Regions from separate parts of the Homo sapiens genome. Here region 1 is linked to region 2. The links are chromatin contacts, found by Hi-C or POLR2A ChIA-PET in ENCODE. All regions are on one chromosome and are shown on one strand. Each heading gives the region's core, a stretch centred on a gene start or an enhancer-like site at or near the end of the contact. The rest is flanking DNA. Distances are from core to core; before and after follow the strand shown.

What was found. A loop is a pair of places that touch in the nucleus more often than their neighbours do. ChIA-PET counts read pairs that join two places held with the same protein, here RNA polymerase II (POLR2A). Pooled maps may share reads with other maps.
Region 1: a pooled map shows a loop between it and region 2 (5-fold over the local background). The contact joins two enhancer-like sites. A Hi-C loop is called at or near these places in 2 of 37 single-sample maps with no recorded cell type and 8 of 50 pooled maps. POLR2A ChIA-PET finds 5 or more read pairs at or near these places in 4 of 52 experiments (BJ, GM12878, activated B cell and 1 more).

The regions. Positions count from the first base shown.
Region 1 is chr3:125,106,612-125,109,600 of GRCh38, forward strand. It overlaps SLC12A8 (solute carrier family 12 member 8), which reads right to left. Exons shown (of 14, transcript NM_024628.6): 10 at 870-1,515. Among named protein-coding and RNA genes, the nearest start is that of MIR5092, 43 kb to the right of the region's middle. RefSeq lists enhancers at 801-1,301, 1,302-1,802, 1,577-1,626, 1,637-1,706, 2,287-2,366 and 1 more. Within about 2 kb of position 1,625, at least 5 of the 41 ENCODE cell types and tissues checked have a DNase peak (open chromatin) inside an H3K27ac peak, as active enhancers do.
Region 2 is chr3:125,031,939-125,034,845 of GRCh38, forward strand. All of the region lies in intron 1 of HEG1 (heart development protein with EGF like domains 1), which reads right to left. Among named protein-coding and RNA genes, the nearest start is that of HEG1, 23 kb to the right of the region's middle. Within about 2 kb of position 1,358, at least 7 of the 41 ENCODE cell types and tissues checked have a DNase peak (open chromatin) inside an H3K27ac peak, as active enhancers do.

The DNA of each region.
Region 1 (2,989 bases), core at 375-2,874, 75 kb after region 2:
TCAGGCTGGGATTATAGACGTGAGCCACCGCGCCCGGCCAAAACACTATTTTTCAGACACCTCCTTCTATGTCCCTCATCTCCTCCTCTTTGCCCACACCTGTCTGTATATAGCTCCAGGGAGAGCATAATGTAGAGGAAAGTACATGGGCCTCAAATACAGACAATACAATGCAGGGTGATGTCCAGCTGTGCAAAGAATCAGGTCAGAGTCTTCTCTGTGACCTCATGTGGACACAAGGTCTTACTTGTAAAAGGGAAAATGCTAATATATGTTATATTACACGAAGTAATAGATGTAAAGCACCTAGAATATGGTAGGTCCTTGAAAATACGAGTTCTCATTTTCAGAATTTCTCATGCTCTATAAGCCTCTCTGTGAGTGTCTCTGTGTATCTCTGTGTTTATAGATTTGAGAAAACAAAGCTTGAGCCACCTTCTGTCCATCCCCTCTTGCCTGGTTTGGGAGGTTCATCTTCCACAAAGAAAACATATTGCATCCTTAACAGGTAGTTTATCACAACACATTTCCACTTCTCTTGTAAGGAGAGATTGATTTTACTCACATTGAGGCTTTATACTTCTGTTCATTTTTGAGTGAAAAGAGATTGATACCCAATTACTAGCTGTGGCTCTCAGGTCTAACATACAGGAGTAGATAGAAATTTCTGTTTAAAATTAACTATCTATAACAGAGTATAATTACAAATAATTCAGCTGATACCTGAATATAATGTTTTAAAACAAATATTGCACAAAATTAACAAGGATTTTAAACCCAGTTATAACTGGTTCACAATAACTGGGTAGGTAGGATAATCAGTGGTCATCCCCAAATAAGAGGCCCCAGTGTGATACCAGAGCACTCACCTTCTCCACTGGACTCTGATTGGTTGCACAGCTCAGGAACAAGTTGCTCTCCATATGTTCCCTCAGGCTGAGTCCCTTCGCTCTTGGAAGTCTGCTTGTTCCAGCAGGACTCCTGCCCCTCCCAGGAGGCAGCGGGCAACCTGTCAGAGATCTCGACAGGGAAAGAAGGAGGGGATTTGAGGTCCAAGAGGAAGCTATCTTGTAGGGTCTGCTTGGTGGCCTTCTTGCTTTTCCTCTTCTGACTTTCTGGGGTCCTGTTACCCTCTCCTTGCCTGGGCTGGCTACTCTCAAGCTTCCTGGTTAGCTGGAGGAGCTGATCCATGTCCTTGGTGAATTCCAGTAGCGTGCCCTCCAAGACTCTTTGGGCAGGTCCCTCAGAGCCGTAACTGGGAGCTTTCTCTAAGAGCAGGTGCTCAGAGCAGTGGAGGCCTTCTGCGCCCTCCCTGAGCACCGGCTCAGGCACCGGGGTCAGGCTGCAGGAACACATGGACAGGGAGAAGTAAGAGTAGTCCACTGCAACGTATGTCAGCATGAAGTTGATGGTGACGATGGGGGCCAGAACGTTCACTTGACCCACAAAAACAAAGGCCATGGTCACCAAGCTGGTCAGGCAGATGGCAGCCACGGGTGTTTTGTTTGGCCCCTTCTGCAGGAACAAAAATAACATGCAGGACCATAAAATTTCAGATAGAACGCTTCAGAGATTTCAGAAGTTACAGGCTAGAAACACAACTCATAATGACTCAGCCACTTCTCCCCATGTGATTATTCATCTATAAACTTGAGATAATAATATCCTACTCATGGGATTAGTTCATGCATGCGAAATGCTTCACACAGACTGACATGCAGTAAGCTCCACAGATATTAGTTGCATTAGCAACTTTTTTTTTTTTTTCTTTTTTTGAGACCGGGTCTGGCTCTGTTGCCCAGGCTGGACTGCAGTGATGTGATCTCAGCTCATTGCAACCTCCGCCTCTTGGGCTTAAGCCATCCTCCCACCTCAGCATCCTGAATAGCTGGGACTACAGGTGCACACCACCATGCATGGCTAATTTTTGTATTTCTTGTAGAGACGTGGTTTTGCTATGTTGCCCAGGCCAGTCACAAACTCCTGGCCTCAAGCAATCTGCCCACCTTGGCCTACCAGAGTGTTAGGATTACAGGCATGAGCCACTGTGCCCAGCCATAGGAATAACTATGAACATGGGGCATTATTATAGAACTTTGACTTCCCAAATATTTCCTCCTTTTGTCTTTCATTGGGTTTTAATACCAGCATAGAAAATCAAAGAAATGCAAAGTTGATTCTTCCCAGGGAGAGGCAGATTGCGGAAGACACAGCAGAATCACTGGTGGCTGGAGGAGGGGAATTCTGACACTAATTCTGACACTGAGTATCCGCAAATACTCACACACACACATTACACACACCTGTTATTAATGGAGGTGGGTATGGTGACCTTCAGGTGGACAGGAGTGGAAAAAAGGTGCTAGCTGCCTCTCCTGGGAGCTCTTCATCACAGTCACTGACATAGTTCTTGGGCCAAAAGCAACAGTCACTTCTCAGTCCCTGTCTTCTTTAACCCAGCTGGCTACTCAGTCCTCTTCGAAACACTTTCTTCACCTTACTTCTCCTGATTGGCCTCCCTCTTCACTGGCTGCTCCTTCTTGGTTTCTGTGGCTGGCTTTTCACGTCTCTGAACTCCACATTTAAAGCAGCCCCAGGCTCCATCCTCAGATCTCTATCTGTACTCCCTCCCTTGGTGAGCTCAACTAGGCTCACGGCTTTGAATACCGGCATTATACTGACAACTTCCAAATTTGAATCTCCAGCCTAAAACATTCCCCTGAAACCCAGGTTTACATATCCAACTGCCTACTCAACATTTCCAGTGAACGTCTAATAGGATCTCAAACGGACTATGTCCAAAACCAAACTGCATTTTTGGAGGAAGATAAAGGAAGAAATCAAGGATAAGTTGCAACGATGTGTTCCCTAAACCAGAGAGAGGCTGAAAATTGGAAGCGGCTGGGGAGGCCCTCTGGGGTACCCCAACAAGACAAAAATGAACTCTAGCTTGCAAACCATATTAGTGGGAAATGGGATTCTCTGTTTA
Region 2 (2,907 bases), core at 108-2,607:
CTGCATTTTTAAAATTAAAAAATGTGAAATTAATTTCAATATTAATATTTTATTTCACTCAACATATCCAAAAGATTATCACTTCAATATGTAACTGATATAAAAATATTGAGATATTTTATATTCTTTTTTTGGTGTTAAACATTTAAAATCCAGTGAATGTTTTAGGAGCCACATCTCAAGAGCTCCATAGCCACACGTGGCTGGTGGCTGCGTCAACCACACGTGGCTGGTGGCTGCATCACTTGCCAGTGCAGTTCTAGATCAATGGTTCTGAACATTTCTCCACTCTGATTCACTCCTTCTAGAAGCAGTGGCTCACTTATTTGGGGTTAGGGGGTGAAGATTATAAAAAACTTCCAGAAGACATTCTGACAGGCTTTCCTGAGGGAATCACTTCCTCCCCAAATCCCTTGAGATAACTGTTTTTATGCCTCCTGTTCTGTTTCCTGTGGGTGATAATTAACAGAGGCTTCCTGGAGGGGGAGGGAAGTTGCCATGCCTCTGGGCTCCTCTGGGGCCCAGTTCCAGACAGGCAAGACCCACATGCAGCTAGAAATGGGATGTGGAAGGGCGTTTCCAGGGGCAGCCACAAGGCCTGTAAGTTCAGCTTGAGAGACTGGGGTTACAGACAACAGTGGCCCACAGGGCATGTCCCTTTGTTCTACCTCTGGGAGCTGCGAAGGCAAGCTGGTCTCCTGGGAGGAGGTGAAAGGTCTGAGGATGCTTTCTGTCTCCTCTTGGCTAACTGTGCACAATGAGACATTATTCTCCAAGGAAGACAGAGAGAAGTGATTGTAGGGAAGCAGAAGGCACTCAAAACCCATGCCCCAAAGCTGGCCAGCTCTGAGCAAAGGGAAGGCAATGAACTTGGCTCCATTACAACCTTCAGACAAGGTGAGACTCAGCCATTGGTGAGTGTGGCGGGGCCTTTGAGGAAGCAGCTTTGTTCCCTTCCTCTCCAAGGACCAGGATTGGAAGTCCCAGAGCCCATTCAGCTCAGGGAACTCCAGTGCAGTCTCCGAGGGGAAAAGAATGGCCACATGCAGACAGGGCAGGACCCACACTGACCTGCGCTCTCTTCCTAGAGGGGTGACTAAAGATGTAAGAAAGAAAAAATGCACACCATAAACAAAACTGAAAGGTAGACAACAGTCCTGCAGTATCCTCCATAACCCTGCCACTATAAACAACTCAAAATGCTGAATAAAATATTTTTTTAAAAAAATTTCTAAAAGCACTGCTGAGCTGGCAAGTAAGTAAAGAATCAAATCTGAGGCCAAAAATGAACCATGACTAGGAATCCAGAGAAGTGAGCTAATGTTGAGGCTGGCAGCTGCCCTGGAGGCACCTGTTCAACATTTGTGACCTTGAATTTCTGTTCTGATGGCTGCCAAGAATCAGGAGATGGGAGCCACGATTCTCAAGGAGGGAATCCAACGGGAAACCACTGTGTAAAGCTGGGACTTTACACAGCTATGCCTTGGGTGTAAGGCAAATAGAAACAAACCGGCCCCGCAGAAGGGCACAGCAAGGAAACCTGGCCCTTCAATCTTGGTTTCAAGTGAAAGAAAAAATAAATCTCACCCGAGTATATATAATCACAAAGCTAGCCCTCGTATGGGTGTGCTGTATGTCACATTACCTCTGTGGTCTAAACTGAGGATGTATTTACGAGTGGTCCTGAATCCTGGGAATGTACTAAAACCCACCGAATTGTATACTTTCAAAGGGTAAACTTTATGGCATGTAAATCAGGGACCTCCAAACCCAGGACATGGACTGGTAGCGGTCCGCGGGCTATTAGGAACCAGGCTGCACAGGAGGAGGTGAGCAGTGGGCGAGCGAGCATTACCGCCTCAGCTCCGCCTCCTGACAGATCAGCAGTGGCATCAGATTCTCAAAGGAGCAAGAACATTATTGTGAACTGCGCATGTGCGAAAGATCTAGGTTGCATGCTCCGTATGAGAATCTAATGCCTGATATGATCTGAGGTGGAAGAGTTTCATCCCAACCCCCGGCCCACCCCACCCCGCCCTATCCGTGGAAAAATTGTCTTCCATGAAACCAGTCCCTGGTGCCAAAAAGGTTGGGGACCACTGATGTAAATTATATCTCCAATACACACACATCCTGTTAATAATGGGGCAGGGGCGGTCCTGATGGATAGTGCCTCCAGGTACCTGTATTGTGTAGACACAAATACAAATGCTCTCTAGATAAACATATCTTCAAACCAGTTTTTATCATTTATTGAGAAAACGAGGCATCCATGAGGAAACAAGACATCCACACCTCTTTGTCTGGTAATTCTAGTAGTTGAAGTCTTTGCTTGTTAAACAATTGCCAACAAATTAGAGAAGCAAAGACTTCAAATGCTAGAATTACCAGACAAAGAAGTATACAAAATTACATTAGAAAAAATTTTTTTAAAAAGAGACTATAAATAATAACCCAAAATATTTGAAAGAAAGCTAGATGGAAATTCTAGAAATAAAAAAAGTAATAATTGAAATTTTAAAAACTCAACAACAGATTAGATATGGCCAAAGTGAGAATTAGAAAATAATTATAATTCACTAGGCATGGTGGCTCATGCCTGTAATTCTAGCACTTTGGGAGACCAAGGCAGGAGGATCACTTGAGCCCACGAGTTCAAGACCAGCCTGGGCAACATAGTGAGACCTTGTCTCTACAAAAAAATAAACAAAATTAGCTGGGTGTGGTGGTGCATACCGGTGGTCCCAGCTACTTGGAAGGCTGAGGTGGAAGGATTGCTTGAGCCCGAGACATGGAGGTTGCAGTGAGCTGTGATTGTGCCACTGCACTCCAGCTTGGACAACAGAGTGAGACCATCTCAAAAGAAAAAAAAATGAATTAGAAAATAAATGATAACAGAATGCCCAA